Regions from separate parts of the Homo sapiens genome. Here region 1 is linked to region 2. The links are chromatin loops, found by intact Hi-C in ENCODE. Cell type or tissue: A673. All regions are shown on one strand.

The links. Peaks named below come from ENCODE experiments on the same cell type or tissue, not always from the same donor. Only the 100,000 strongest peaks of a DNase experiment are listed, where the experiment ranks them.
Region 1: it touches region 2 in a loop (2.3-fold over the local background); 1 of 110 quality-filtered maps calls a loop at or near these places.

What each region holds. Positions count from the first base shown.
Region 1 is chr6:103,866,320-103,874,319 of GRCh38, reverse strand. No RefSeq gene overlaps it. Among named protein-coding and RNA genes, the nearest start is that of HACE1, 990 kb to the left of the region's middle. RefSeq lists an enhancer at 1,197-1,744. In A673, no CTCF peak of the experiment used is centred here; DNase peaks (open chromatin) are centred at 1,859 and 3,129; H3K27ac peaks cover 1,337 bases.
Region 2 is chr6:103,980,144-103,988,143 of GRCh38, reverse strand. No RefSeq gene overlaps it. Among named protein-coding and RNA genes, the nearest start is that of HACE1, 880 kb to the left of the region's middle. In A673, no CTCF peak of the experiment used is centred here; DNase peaks (open chromatin) are centred at 4,983 and 5,253; H3K4me3 peaks cover 536 bases.

The DNA.
Region 1 (8,000 bases), 110 kb after region 2:
GTCTTTGTGGATAGGTTTTCTGTGTTGGGAGGTAATTTTTCTTTTAATTATATTTCTCCAACTATGTGAAATAGACAATCATATTTCTAAAGATTCAGGATATTGTTAATTCTATGGGATGTATTAAAAGAAAAAGAAATCCAAGATCATTTAAAAAAATTTCTTACCCGGGAGGCAGAGGTTGCAGTGAGCTGAGATCGTGCCACTGCACTCCAGCCTAGCGACAGAGTGAGACTCCATCTAAAAAAACAAAAAAGTTCTTTAACAGCTCCTTTTTAAAAATGAAATAATTTTGCTATAATGTGTATTTTGTGTGTGTATGTGTGTGTGTTCTGGTATGTACTATTAATTGCATGATCTCTGAGAAGAGGATCTGTGCTTAGACTTTGATAAATAGAGCTAGTACCTACAAGCTTGTTTATTCCACTTGGTACCCTAAATCCTTCTTTGTGCATTGGGTATTTATAATCTAATAAATGCCAAGAAACATTTGGAGAATAGTCTAATTATTTTGGTGTTTCTTGTTCGCTTACATGCCTTGTTTGTATTTTTCTGGGGTAAATTTATGCTAAAAATAATCTTTAGAGTATATGCTGTAATTTAGCTCCAGGAACAGATGTGGTTTCTAAATTTGGGATGCAGTGTTCCTCAGGCTATCCCTCTGTGTGGTCTTTGAGACTTTAGTAGTAGCAATAATCATAGTTCATCTGACTCTGATAGTTTTTATGTTTTTATATAGCCCCAAATGTACATTACATGACCTATTTGATGGCAGGAATTTTTTCTACTTAGTAATATGAATATAAAACAACAATGACAAAAAAATTAACAGGAAATAAAAATCAAATAGTGGTAAGTTAACTTACTGAGGTTTTGTATTTATTCTTATTCTGAAAGAATGCAACTTTTTTTTTCCTAAAATAAATATAAATAAATCAAATCTCTTTGGCTTGATATTATTACTATGGGGAAGCATTGATTAAGACTGGAATAATTTGAAATAAACTGTCCTGAAATTTATATTCAGGGACAACAGAAGTCAACAAAGGGAAGATAATGTGCAAGTACATGTATATATAAAAGATCCAAATTAATATAATAACTGTTCTCTGGTTCTCTATAAGACCATTAACTAATATTTAGTCCTTATAGTAAGCAACAGTGAATACTATATTTACAAGGTAAAAATAAATAACAGTGAATTAATAAATTTAAACAAAATTAAAGGAAGCAACTTATTTTAATGTATTGTAGAGGTGAGATCCCTGATTTGTCTGGATTAATTTCTGAAGTTTTAGTGGCCTCTGTACTGTCTATGGGGATGTAATGCTTTCCTTCCTCAGGCAAAATTTCATAAAAACAAAGGCATTTCTAAACAGCTGCCTGATTTTGGACTGCTGCTGACCAATATTAGGAAAGAGCTGTTGTTCCTAATCAGAACAGACATTGGTCTCTTTCTCATGCAAATTTTTACTTCTAACAGCACTTTGAGTCACAATTCAGCCAAGGATTGGTCCTGATTGTATGGGGTTGCTAGGAAACACCCTTCTGTGAATGCAGGTTTTAAGATACTTTTTCACAGTGCAAATTTTTTACAATGATGGATATTAAATTTAAGATGATGTGTGAATTAAACAGTTTCATAAAATTGAAGATAAAAGGTTTTGGTTCCTCAGAAAATATATAAATAATTTCTGGCTTAATTTTTAATCTAAAATTTCTACACTTCAATATTGAAGAAATGAAATTTCCTCTATATGGCAGTGTTTTGCTGTGTATCCACAAACGTGAAAGGATATTAATTAGCATGTTGTTAGAGTGTAAGAGACTTTAATAGCCTAACTGGAAGGGCGCCCACATGTCCCTGGAAAATTACAAGCTGCAACTCACAAGCTATAACTGATAACCAGATGGATAAGTATGGAGTTAATGTTATTTCTTCTGGGACCAGAATGTCAAAATGAATATCTAATTAGGCTACTGAATAACTTTAGGAACACACAACAAAAATAAATCAAGGAGCAGTTTTAAGAACAATAAGAATAGGCCAAAGCTATCTTAATATTAAAATAAAAATCAAAGGAGTGAAGCTTTGGAATTATTGAATATAGAGCAAATATAATATTGACTACTATACTTATTTAAATAGGTTAGGTGAAATTTATTTAACTCTCATTCGATTTTTAAAGCTGATTTATAAATTGGTGAAATAGCATGGCTACAAATTATATAAAGATAAAAGTATCTTTAGAGAAGCTGGAACAATTGGCTAAGCAGAAAGTCTTTTTTTAAGAAAAATATACTTTTGATGTTTCTTTGAATTCTATAAAAAAACATTTATTTGAAATTATATCAATAAATATTTATTACTTGCTGTAGGGATAGAGGTGAACAAAATCTCTCTGTGCTCTAAAATCATAAAAAATATTGTTGACAGTTGGAGTAACTTGTAGAATTAATGTCTAGAGGCCTCTAATTTTGTACAATAATTTTAGGAATTTCAAGTGCATGTGTGTGTATGTTCATAAAATAAATGTATTATTATTTTTTAAGAGATTTATTTTTTATTCACCTCTTGATTTTAATTGTCTTTGAGGCTAAAGATAAAATTGGTCAATAACACAAATGTCTGTTACCAGTTTTAACTAACCAATTGAAGAATCTCGAGACAACAAACAAGTATGTTTACTCATTTCAATGCACAATTTGTACCATCATTTCTTGTTCAATGGAGAGCTTCGGGTACAGACACACAAATATACACCTAGATAGGTAGATGTTTTTTAAATGGATAATAATCTCCAAAAAGGAATTTTTCAGATGAAAAAGAGGATAATGAGATTTTACTTGAGACTTCCAAATGAGATAGTCTGAACATTTGGTTGAAAGCCAGTACACTATTGTGGCTAATGGCTTGGACTTTAGAATTATCCAAAACTGGGTTTAAATCTGTGATCCACTAATTAATGTTGTTATGCCTTTGTGAAAATACTTATCTCTCAAATAATCAGTTTCCTCGTCAGCAAATTGGGTAAATAGTATCTCTGCCATAGAGATCCCATAAAAGTTAAATGAAAAATGAACATAAATTACTTAGGAAATTGTTTACTTCCTGGTAAGCATGCCATGACTGCCAATTATTATGATCTGGCTTACATAATTATGAGCTAAAGCTGAAAATATACAGGAAGTTGGGTAATCTGCATTGCCGCCATGGCATGCTTTCTTCAAAGCATTATTGTTTCCTTACTCTTTATAATCTGTACTTTGGTTCTTTTTACTTCTGTTGTCTTTCTGTCAGTTTCTTGTTCATATCCTTAAATATTAAGTTGGCCTTACTGTGGAAAATAACTAGCTGCAAAAACTGAGCATTGCTGCTTTGAAAGCCATATCTGAAGCAAGCTAGAATCCAAGTGGGTGGGAAGAGCTTCGGACAGAGATGCTGTTCTCAGAAGGGCTCAGCCAAGCTGAAGAGAAATTCCAAGAAAAGTTTATGTTAGAGGAGGCTCACATGGGGTTGGGTGGGAATGGCCTGATTCTGAAAGCACTGCCATGCTCAGTTGTCCTCTAACAGCCACCCAGAGGAAGTGTGGCCCTGACAAAACGTGAGAGTTGAAGGCTCTTAGCAGCAGGTGAAGGGTGATCTGAGTCTTGGTAAGCCACCATGGGAAGCCTTCTACTTAAAGTCTTCCCAGCTTTCATCACAGAATAGCAATAACAAACCAATAATATATACTTCAGCATTCCTGACCAGTTTTGATAGGGAAGCAAAACTTCAAACTCACCACCAGTCATTTTTATACCAAGATTCCAAGTGATAGGAATTTTCTCAAGTATTTGCAGTTGATTCCTTTCTCTGGATCAATATTTAAAAAACATATATGGCTTTATGCCAGAACTCTCCCTTGATGGCTGATATAGTAAATGATCATTTCTTTTTCTTTTTGGTAAACCTAGATATGACTGTTGAGTTCTTCTCAATATAGGACATCCGTTAGATTAGATTACCAGTTGGATCTGTTGTATGAGATGAAACCTATCAGCTATTGTCACACAAGATATTCTAAAATATATTCCTTAAATCAAACAAGTGGAGAGCTGTACACCTGACCCTTACACTTTTATTGATTGATTGCTGCATGAATGGGTGGGTGGACTGATGGATGGATAGATGAATTTATATATTGATGATAAAAATTTGTATGAATATAGTAACTCACAGTTTAGCAGAGAATAAAGACTAGCAAACTGGTCAGGGCAATACAGGGTGAAAGATACCATACTATGCAAGTAAAACAGAATCTATAAATATGTAAAAGAGGCAGCTAACTCAAATTATGGCACCTGGGGAGATTTCCAGGAGAAAATGACATCTAAAATAAATATTAAAGTGCAGTTTAGTCAGACAAAGCTATAGGTGGGGTCAGGGATATTTCAAGCCAAAGAAACTTCAAGTGTAAGTGACTAAAATGAAGATGAGTAAGACAGACTACTGCTTGTTTATTGGAAGGTATTTTTGAAAGCCTTGTTATACTCTGTGTAAACAGATATCATGCATAATTGAATGATTACCACAAGAAAAACATCATATAGCAAAACTACGGAAATTTTTTTATTCAAATATTTTAAAATTCATAGAATGACTGATAAAATCACAAAAACTGCAGCAGTGGAATTAGAGTCCTCTGTGGAACTTCATTTTAATGTAAGAGAACAAGAGTTGAGGTTAAAAACCTGGACTTGGGCTGAGCATGGTAGCTCACGCCTGTAATCCCAGCACTTTGGGAGGCCAAGCTGGGTGGATCACTTGAGGTCAGGAGTTGGAGACCAGCCTGACCAATATAGTGAAACCCTGTCTCTACTAAAAATACAAAAGTCAGCCAGGTGTGGTGGCATGCACCTGTAGTCCCAACTACTTGGGAGGCTGAGACAGGAGAATTGCTTGAACCCAGGAGGTGGAGGTTGCAGTGAGCCAAGATCACGCCACTGCACTCCAACCTGGGCGGAAAACAACCAACCAACCAACCAACCTAGATTTGCCTCTCAGCTCTGCTGCTTATTGAGTACCAGATCGCTCACTCTCTCTGAACCTCTGCTTCCTCACTGATTATCTCACCCTGTCACTAAGAAACATAAGAAACCCCCATAGGGGAAAGCCGGTCACCTTGAAGGCAGGCAGGGGGGAGCCAGGAACCAGCTTGTGCCCAGAAAGAGTTAAGCTGCTGTCCCTGAAGGGACAGCCAGCCATGCAGCTGTGCAGGGGAGCGGCTGGAGCAAGCAGCCAAGACAGAGCAAACAGTGTGGGAGAGCTGCTGATGAGAGAGCTGCTGAATAAAACCATATTCACCTGCCTATGGCCTGATGAGTGTTCTTTCAGCTATCCATCGCCTATCCACCCACTCCCCTTAGACCTCAGCTGGGGCTCAAACCTGACCCTGGGTATGACATTTGGTGTAGTGGTGAACCTGACAATAGCCATGGAGTAAAATTTATAGATCTTAGAGAAGGTGAGATGTTAGATACCTAAAGAAGCATGCTGAAGCTAAAAGACTTTAACACCGATTAATAGTATTGAGACTGATATGGTTCAGGTCTGTTTCCCCACCCAAATCTCATCTTGAATTGTAATCCCCACCTGTTGAGGGAGGGACCTGTAATCCCCCACCATGTGTGGAGGGAGGGAGGTGATTGGATCAAGGGGTAGTTCCCCCCATGCTATTCTTGTGACAGTGAGTGAGTTCTTACAAGATCTGATGGTTTTGTAAGTGTTTGAAAGATCCTACTTCACACACTCTCTCTCCAGCTGCCTTGTGAAGAAAGTGCCTGCTTCCCCTTCTGCCATGATTGTAAGTTTCCTGAGGCCTCCCCAGGCGTGTGGAACTATGAGTCAATTAAGCCTTTTTCCTTTATAAATTACACAGTCTGGGATGTGTCTTTATAGCAGTGTGAAAACAGACTAATACAAAGACTTTGGCTCAAAGGCTCCTTTTATTTCCCTGCTCACATCTAGGATATATTCTATTGAAGTACCCTTCCAGGCTTGGCAAATATGCATTATATTAACAGTTAGCATTGTTAATTAACGCTCTTCAGCTGAGTTCTCCTTTGATTCAGCATATGCTATCTTTACCCCATCTGATCTAACTCTGTATATCTCAAGTATTGGCTTACCTAAGCTTAGTTTTCCTAAATACTGCCATAATTCACTTGTCACAGGGAGACTTAGTATTTATTTCATTACCCATAGAAAAGACTTGGAGGTAACCAAGTTCTGAGCAAGTGACCTTTCCATTTGGACAACTATGGTGAAGAAAATGGTGGTCCCATTGCAGAGGCTGCACAGACCCGCAGATATTTCCATGACAGCAAGAGCGGAAGTGAGATCTCCTCACCTAGGGAACCACACTGAATGCTCACCAGGCTGAGGCCGAGCACAAGCCACACCAGCAAGATTGGCAGTGCCTAGGAAGACAAAGGATATTGCAGTGGATACCAGAAGAACCAAACATCATATGTTCTCACTCATAAATGGGAGCCAAATTATGAAGATGCAAAGCCATAAGAATGATACAGTGGACTTCGGGGACTCCGGGGAAAGGGTGGCAGAGGGGTGAGGGATAAAAGACTACAAATTTGATTCAGTTTATACCGATCAGGTGATGGGTGCACCAAAATCTCACAAATCACCACTAAAGAACTTACTCGTAACCAGATAGCACTTGTTTCCCAAAAACCTATAGAAATAATTTTTTCAAAAAAAGAGTCTTTCACATGTCAACATCCTTGTTCATAGAGATACTATGTTGAGAAAGAAAAGAATAGAAGAGAAAATATTTTAGATCTTAAGAATTATAGCAACAATATTGTTTGAATTTTGGAATCAGTTACTGGGTTAGGCTAAGTCTGTTTTTCTTTTTCCCTCTCCTGTTTCTGTACTATGATGGAGGCTGAGAAGCAGATCAGAGCAGTTTTGGTGAATAAAGAAAGTACATTTTCTCAAATGACATTTGACTTCATTTTCATTATGAATAATTTCACAGCCTTTCCATACTAATCAGAAAAAGCTTATACTGTCATTGCTAAGAATGGTGTACTCAATTTTTTTTTTTAAGATGGAGGAGTCTTGCTCTGTCCAGGCTGGAGTGCAGTGGCGCGACCTCGGCTCACTGCAAGCTCCGCCTCGTGGATTCATGCCATTCTCCTGCTTCAGCCTCCCAAGTAGCTGGGACTACAGGCGCCCGCCACCACGCCCGGCTAATTTTTTTTGTATTTTTAGTAGAGACGGGGTTTCACCATGTTAGCGAGGATGGTCTCGATCTTCTGACCTCATGATCCGCCCGCCTTGGCCTCCCAAAGTGCTGGGATTACAGGCGTGAGCCACTGCGCCCTGCCGGTGTACTCACTTTTGAAACCTGATAGTCATAAAGTTAGAATGTACTTGAAGTCTAGACTTATATTGTAATTTAAGAAATCATCATGTGAATAGCAGAGCAGAAAACTATATTCTCTAATTCTCTATTTAAAGGACTCACTATCTTCTGTATAATTCTGAGGATATTAATTACAGTTTTTTTAAGAATTTCATTTTCTTCAAAGAAATAAAAAACATATAGATATCTGTCATTATTAAAATTACAGCCATTAAAAATCTTAAAAACAGATTATATACATTAAAATTTAGGGTTATATTAACAATCTGGAATATATAACAATTATAGAAGCATTAGAACAGAAAACATTGTTACATAATTAAGATCTTTCCTTCTCATACAAAGAAAAGAGAAACTCATCAATTAAAGAAGAAAAAAGACTGTTAGGTCAAAATTAAGCTAAAAGATTACAAAGTAACTAAAATATTTGAATAGAAAATTACTGGCAAAAATACATCTGAAAAAAATGCAAATAACTATAAAGGCTAATTTATAATCATGCAGACAAGAGTTAACAGGCCTGACTACTGTCTTCTGCAACGGCTGCTTAACAAGGTTGGCCCTTGGCTG
Region 2 (8,000 bases):
GTTTGTGAGGAGACTAATAAGAAATGCAACCAAAGAACAAATTTGCTTAGCTTAGGAAAAGAAAAGAACTATTCTTCCTTTGAGACTGAAAGGAAATCATAGCGATGAAGTCATTGGGGTATAACACAAGAAACTGGGGCGCTTTGGTTATGAGTGGAAGATGTAGAAATTTTATGGAGTAACGGGTTGAACATATAAATTTTTGAGAAAAAGCAGAAGACCAGGTGAGGATAAATAGCATAACTATATAGTGATATCAACCATTGAGTTTCATGACTTTCTAAAGCAACGATTAAAATCCAAGAGGCCATATTTACTTAATGAATATCTCATAAGTAAAGTAGTATTAAGTTACCTATAAATTAAAACTGGTATATTCTGGTGAAAATTAGTTTTACATTGTAAAACGTAACGTGTTATTTGCAGATGGCCAATTAAGACTGTCATTTTTCTCTATACTTTTCCTTAGAAGTTTTTCTTCTTATAGTCTGACTGCAGCTCTGATACTTACTCACTGGAAGGTTGTTCCAAAATGACCTCCCTCAATAATCCATGCACACCTTTACTTCTCTTAGTTAGCAATGTAAAACAATAGAATAAACAGAAACATAATGATGAATATAAACACTTTTAATAAACTACATTTTTAATGAAATTCAGACATTATTTATTCATCATGAAATGGTACTTAGATGTACAAAACAGCACTAGAACAAAGTATGAGGTGTAAGACATCAAATTATAAGTTACAGAAGGGATAAGTCACATTATATGACAGTGGTCAAGAAAAGTTTAAAGGAGAATACCTTTTGGCTTTAGAAATACATAGAATAAGAAATTATTAGCAAATTAGAGGTGGGAGAGATATATCTCTAGAACAATGCATAAACTAATTTGAAAAATGTTTATATAAGTAAAATGAATATTGCTGGAAAAATTGGTTGGCATTAGATTGTAGAGACTAATATTATTCATAAAATGAAGACAATAAATGTTAAGCAATGTTTGATGTATTCCAATTGGGGTGTTTGGATGATTGCTTTGGAATGGGAAGAGAATAGAGAAGAAGAGAACAGATGGAAGATATCATGATTCAGGTTCACATGAAATATCAACTGATCTGATCAGGCCAATGGCCTGACCAGGGAACTGAAAGAAAATGGGGAAAAATCATGTAAAAGAGATTTAAAAGAGAAAAAGAATTTTCTATTCATGAAGAAAATCATAAATAATGGCATGGGGGAATTAAAGTGATTGGTATATTTGAACAAGCATGCTGATATAAATAGAGTGTAGGTGAAGTGGCTGGAAATGAAGTTGGAAGAGGTAGTCAAAGCTAACATGCAAAAAGGTTATGTTAACTAACTTGAAATTTATCTTGCAGAAAATGGAGATTCAGTAAAGTTGTCTTAAGTAGAAGAATAGACAGAAGTAAGATTAAAGGAAAGTTTTGCAGCAGCACCAGCAGAGTACATACACTAAAGCATAAAGTTTGATCTGTATTTGGGAGATCATTCTGGAGGATGAAATCAAGAGCGCAAAAGAATAGAGGTTGTAGGGTAAAGGACTGTGATAAGAAGAGTGAAATATAACTGGTAAATTTTCTAGCGGTAGAAATTAAGATGCAGAATGTGGCCACCTGAGAAGTTAGATAAGTGAAAAGAATTGCTAAAGAATTTAAGAATTTATGATATACAGAATATATGATATGTGGTGAATAGTTTATAAGCATAGCCATTTTTGTTACCTCCCATTGTGGCAAAAATGACTGGGTGTCAGTGGATGGTGAACAAAATGGTTGAAAAATGTGGGATAGATGACCAGAGGAGGATGAGTTATTAAAGGAAGCTTTCAGAAGAATGGGCTGGAAATTGGCAACGGGGATCCAGGAGAATGCTGGATCTGATAAATGGGGTGTGGAGAAAATGAGAATCCTTTTAGAAGGATGTGAGGAAGGCGATATTATCAGAAATATGTCAAGAAGTGGACAGAGAATTTTAGCAGATGGTTACACCTGTAGAGGGATTTCTTGGCAATGCAAAATGAGAAAATCCTGAAGGCAATGAATCCTTTACCCATTTTTAAAAGGCATATTCCAAAACACATTTTGGTTCCAATTTCAGAGCCTAACAGATCCTCCGCCTCATACTTCAGATAACACCAGACACTCTAGAAAGAAGGGTTGGAAGATCAGCAGGTGAAGAGTTGGGCTGATTTGGAGGTAATCTGAGGAAAGTTAAGCAGGAGGGTGGAAGGACACCTGGAGGGTGGAGGGACAAATACAAATTTACAAATAATAGGCTTAATAAGATTTCCACCCCCTCCTTTTTCTCAGAGCATTTACTTTAGAAACGTTGTAAGTACTTTCCTCTCTCTTTGAAAATGTATATAAAACATTTTGAAGATGGCTTTTGTCAGCTTTGTGACCCAGTAGACCTGGGAACCAGCTCTTTGAAATGTAACTCCTGTCTCAGTTTCTGGGGGAGGATAGGATCCCAACTTCTGTGAGTGCATTGCTCTAAGTTGCAAAACTACCCAGGTCATAAAGATATGAGAAGTTTGTTTTTCCTCTGGATAAAGTCAATTAGCTAACATAGATGGTCACCCCAACTACCAGGTAAAGTTAGCATAAACTATGTGTCACAAATGGCACTGTCAGGCCTTCTTACTTGAGCACCAGTTATTATTTATCTTGAACACTTGTATGTAATGGGTTGTATGTACTTGACTATATAAAAAGGTGAATTTCTTTCTTCTTTGTAATCATGTAGTGGATTGCCTGTGATGCATATATCGCATTCTGGCTTAATGCTCATTCAATAACAAAAGTGTTTTTTCTCTCTGCTGCCTTTGTGGAGAGGATTTCTGGGTTGGGAGATTTTGTTTGTAATTATATTTCTCCAATAAGGATTGGGTAGGGATTGTTCATCAAAAGGACCTTAATGTAACTAACATACATCAAATCTCTAATTATTATTTTGGGTAATATTGTTACAGGAATTCTCTGTAACTTTCTTATCTAGGTATCTTGTCAGCAGTTGATAATTGTGACCCATGGAACTTGATTCAAGCATATGCATAGGTGGTAGCTGGACAAGGTTACTTCGAAGTTTCTTTGAGCACAAAGAGTCTATGATTTTCTCACGGTATAAGAAAGCCTGATTCAATCAACTTCTCCTATGCATTCATTAACACATTATGTACAAAATCTATTTATTAATGATTACTTTTGCATCAATAAATATTACTGTTGCTTATAGTAGTTCACTCTTATCTGAGGTTTCTTTTTCCACAGTTTCAGTTACCCATGCTCATTCCTGGTCTAAAATGTTAAAAAGAAAATTCCAGAAATAAACAATTTATAAGCTTGTTTGTTTGTTTTAGACAACATTTTAGAGGGTTTATTTCCTATCTCCCTAGAACTATATCCTTTAATCCACACTTGGGGATAATTGATGGCATTGTTCAGGAAGGTAGCTCAAATGGGTTGAAGCTGTCATTGTTTATCCAGGAAGATAGACAAGACACCAATTTTTTTTTGTTGTTGTTTTTTAATGCTGGGTTCCAGGGAACCAGCTCCTGCTGAATGGGGCCTGATAGAAATTCCAGATAGAACTCTCATGGATTCTGCTGAACCATAAAGTGCCACTTAACAGACAATTTGCACAGTCTGTTAACTGCTCCCATTAACTAAACTTCTTTTTTAGCTGTTGCAACTTTATCTCATCAAACTCTTATCTTCTTACTACACAGAGCAGCATTTTAAATGATACATTTTAGGAAAGAAGGAGGAGAGAAGGCGTTTCATGAATAACTGAAACCGGACAACAGCTAGGAAGATGCCTATCTGTTTCATGGCAATGGAGATCCAAACCCTGAATCTTGACTTATTCTAGGTCTGTCTGATCCTTTTCACCTATTTAGGACCTCTTACCACTGTCATATATTTGCAAAGTGACCCATGGTTCTTTTTCCAGGTGTCACTGTGAATGTCAAAACTTTTAAATTGCATGACCTTCTGAGTAGCGAGATGAAATCTCATGCAATCTTGCGCGGGAAGTGAATCATTCCTTTGTCCAGCCTGCTCACACTGTATGTATGACCTGCCCGCGTTAGTCACTTAGTTGTCATCTCCATCATCAGATAGAAAAAACATAGCATATATAGCGTTTGGTGCTATCTGAGGTTTCAGGGATCCACTGGGGATCTTGGATCCCTGTAGATAAGAGGGGATTATTGCACTAATACTTTAGGCCTAGTTTACATTTAGGATAACACAGGTAACATTTTTCTGTGTGTGCACCAGGTATCAAAAAAGAGATGGGGCAAGTTTTACATTTTGACTTTTGGTTACTGATTAAATCCCCTCCCAAATATTTTCATTGCCTATTTTGTCTCTCCTTGTAGTGTTTCTCTTCTTCCCCCTACCCTCCCCTTTTTTTTTTCTCTTGGAGTCTTTTCATTTCCCAATAATTTGTTACCTATCAAAAGAATGCTGGCATATTTCTTATATATATAGTTCCTTGGAAATTCATGCTAGTGTCTTTGCTTCCTTCTGGTTAGGGCTCCAGTTTCATTCTAATCACTATAACCTCTTTGGCATCATTCATTTTCTTAGAAGTCTCTCTATATGCATGCCAAACTAATGAGAAATACTTTCTCGATCTCTGTTAGCATGCATAAAATTCCTTAGTTCTTCTCCTCTTGTCCTCAAACATAGTTTCTGTTTATCTGGGCCTCCTGAGTTCTGGTAGACTCAGCAGCAATCCCTGACAAGGTAGGTACTGTGGAAAGCCTACTTGTTAAATAAAGAATTCCATGCCTCACGCCATCCTGCCCAGATGAACCACTATTTAATCTTCATTTGTTATTGGGTTGACAGCACTAAACAAAGAGTTCCTGCTTCACGAGATAGCTCTTAAAAATCATCTTAATTGACTGCTTTTGATACTGCACAGTAACTACATCCCCCAGACAAACTACTGGAGATGGAAGGATTACAATGAGAGTAGAACAGGAAATGTTTGCCGCCAGAACAATGAACATAATGAATGAAATATGGGACGGGTGCTGAAAGGCTTTTAGGTTATATCTTTTTGCGCTCAGAAAGATCTCTTGTTCATTTTCCACCTCTGGTTTAAGAAGGCAAAAAACAGTGGCCTCTTAACACTGTTTTTTGAGATGACCTTTCTGTCTTCAGTGTCTGGATAGAAAAATATAGCTCCCTGGAGCTAGAATCAAAAAAAAAAAAAAAAAAAAAAAAAAGCAGTAAAGCCCCCAGGCAGATAAGGCCTTGGACCATTATTTCCAGAAAGAATATAAACGGAAGTTCCAGAAATAACGTAAAGTCAGACATCATGAACTATTCATCACATCTGATTTAATGGGATCATTATAACTGGCATTCAGCATGCGTTAATAGCATCTAAGACACAGACGCTTTTTTTTTTTGACTGTTGAATGAATAATGGTTCATGATTTAGGTTTTCTTAATGACTCCTTAATATCAACTCTTTTGGCAAGAAAAGCTGGTCAGATGTATGACATTTATTTTATATTAGCAGCATGGAAAATGTGCATGTTTGTAATCAAGGTAGATTTTTACATTACATCTCTAATGATTTCTTATGAAAAGTAGATGGTTACAAGGAGTGCATCTCCAGCTTAAGTATCAAATGGCAGCGTATTAGCCAGTGATAGGAGAAAAAAATACAGATACTAAGATGGTATTGCAGATTTATAAAGCAAGCAAAAATCTTATACTTTTCAGAGTTCATCACTTTATAGAAACTTTTACAAGCTACAAATTCATGGGCCAGTATTTTTCTTCTGTTTGCAAGAAATCATGTTGTACAAAAAGAGCAGAGAGAAGCCATTCTTTTGTTCCACTGTCACCTATGACTTTCCCTAAAGGTATATTCTCTGTACTTTCTGGTGTGACATAAGAAGAAGACACACCATTTCCTTTGATATCTAGCCTTAAGGAAATTTCTAGATGAGCAATAATGTTGTGTCCCATCCCCTAAAGTTTTCCTGAGCCTCCTGATCTGGGATCCTATTAATTATAAGCCTCAATTTGTTGCTGACGTCAAAGGGACCTTCATGTACAGAAAGGCTCAGAGTGACATGACAAATAATCGACCAGACCAACAGAAGGGCTGGCTGGCACTTTTGCTGACAAGGTGTATTAGTTCGTTTTTATGCTGCTGATAAAGACATACCCGAGACCAGGCAATTTACAAAAGAAAGATTTAATTGGACTTACAGTTCCACATGGCTGAGGAGGCCTCACAATCATGGTGGAAGGCAAAGAGGAGTAAGTCACATCTTACATGGATGGCAGAAGGCAAAAAAAAAAAAAAAAAAAAAACTTGTTCAGGGAAACTCTGTCTTATAAAGCCATCAGATCTCATGAGAGTTATTCACTATCACGAAAACAGTGCAGGAAAGACCCACCCCCATAATTTGATCACCTCCCACCGGGTCCCTCCCACAACATGTGGGAATTCAAGATGAGATTTGGGTGGGGACACATCCAAACCATATCACATGGTGTGTATTGTTGATATAGGCGAGAGTTACTATGACAATATAGAATAATGAAATCTATGTAATTGGAAAAGGAACTAATTTAAACATTGTGTTCCACTCCCCAGCTCAAATTGTAAAACACAGACACATCTACTTTTGAATGCTTCAATTAAATGTTTTGGACTGCCATATAGCTTCTGTTGAAAATACTCCCTTTTCTTCCCTCTCGTCATTCCTCTTATGATAATCTTGAGTCCTCCAGGGTTTTTACAACTATCTTTTGGATGTATTATACAAATTTGCACTCTTGCTCCCCAGTATTTCCAACTCTGTATTTCAGTGGCTTCTACCAGAGAAAAAGGAACATTACCTTAGTATTTCCGTGTTGGAAGGGATCAGCTCATTTTCCCCGTGTCTCTTTTCTCTCAAAACTTTCTGCGTGTTTCTTGCTGGCTCCTTTTTCCAGCCCACATTTTCACTAGCTGTAACCAAGGTACATATATGCTTTCCAAAAGGAGACCCCTTTCATTACTTTGACCTCACAGTCAAAGTAATCCCATGATTAGCATAGCTTTTACATCCTGTCCCCCTGCAATGACCCTGCTATGGATGTATGGATCTAGGCTGTTGTTCAGTATTGCAGTTATGATCATCAATTTTATATGTAATCTCACTTGATTTCTTTCTATTGACTGTAAAATATTTATTAGTAATTATTCCCTTGAGTACTTTACAGATGAGCAAATGGAGGGAAGAAATATTGGAATGTGCTCAATAGTGCTAAAAACTAGGTGAAGATAATAATTATCTGTGGAGCTTTTTGAACAGTACTTTGGGTTCTTTTTTAATAAATAGAACTCAGGAATTGGTGCTTTTAACAAGTGCTTCAGGTGGTTCCGGTGCAGCTGGTTACAAAACCTACATTTGGGAACCTCAATCAGACAACACAATTGGTTGTAACCATGGAAACGATGTTATCCATATTTCTTTTTCTAGTTCACTTTAGTAATTGCCATTACAATTCAAAATTAGCTTCCAATCGAGAACAACGGTGTTATTTTCAGAAGTGTTAAAATGAGAACATATATTTTTTCTCAAGGCAGTTTTCCTTCATGTAGAAAAATGAATAAATCAGGACCCTTGTAGTTATGCTCTACTTGAAAAATTTGAGCAGGTTTGCTATTTCATGCCTGGGTTTCTTTTCATTTTTAAGTTTTTGATATTATAGGTCAAGTGTCATAGTAATCCATGTTTCTGTCCATGACTAAATTAAATTAACTTCAGAAGAACAGTCAGTGTTATTCTCAAACCTCAGCATTAACACCATTTCTCATCCGAATGGACATGCATGTCAATACTAGGGTAAGGAGGCTTAATTATATTTTGTACACTTTTATATTAATATTTATTAATACTAATAGAGCTAATTTTAATCTAATGCAAATCTAATTTTACTCTAATCTAATATT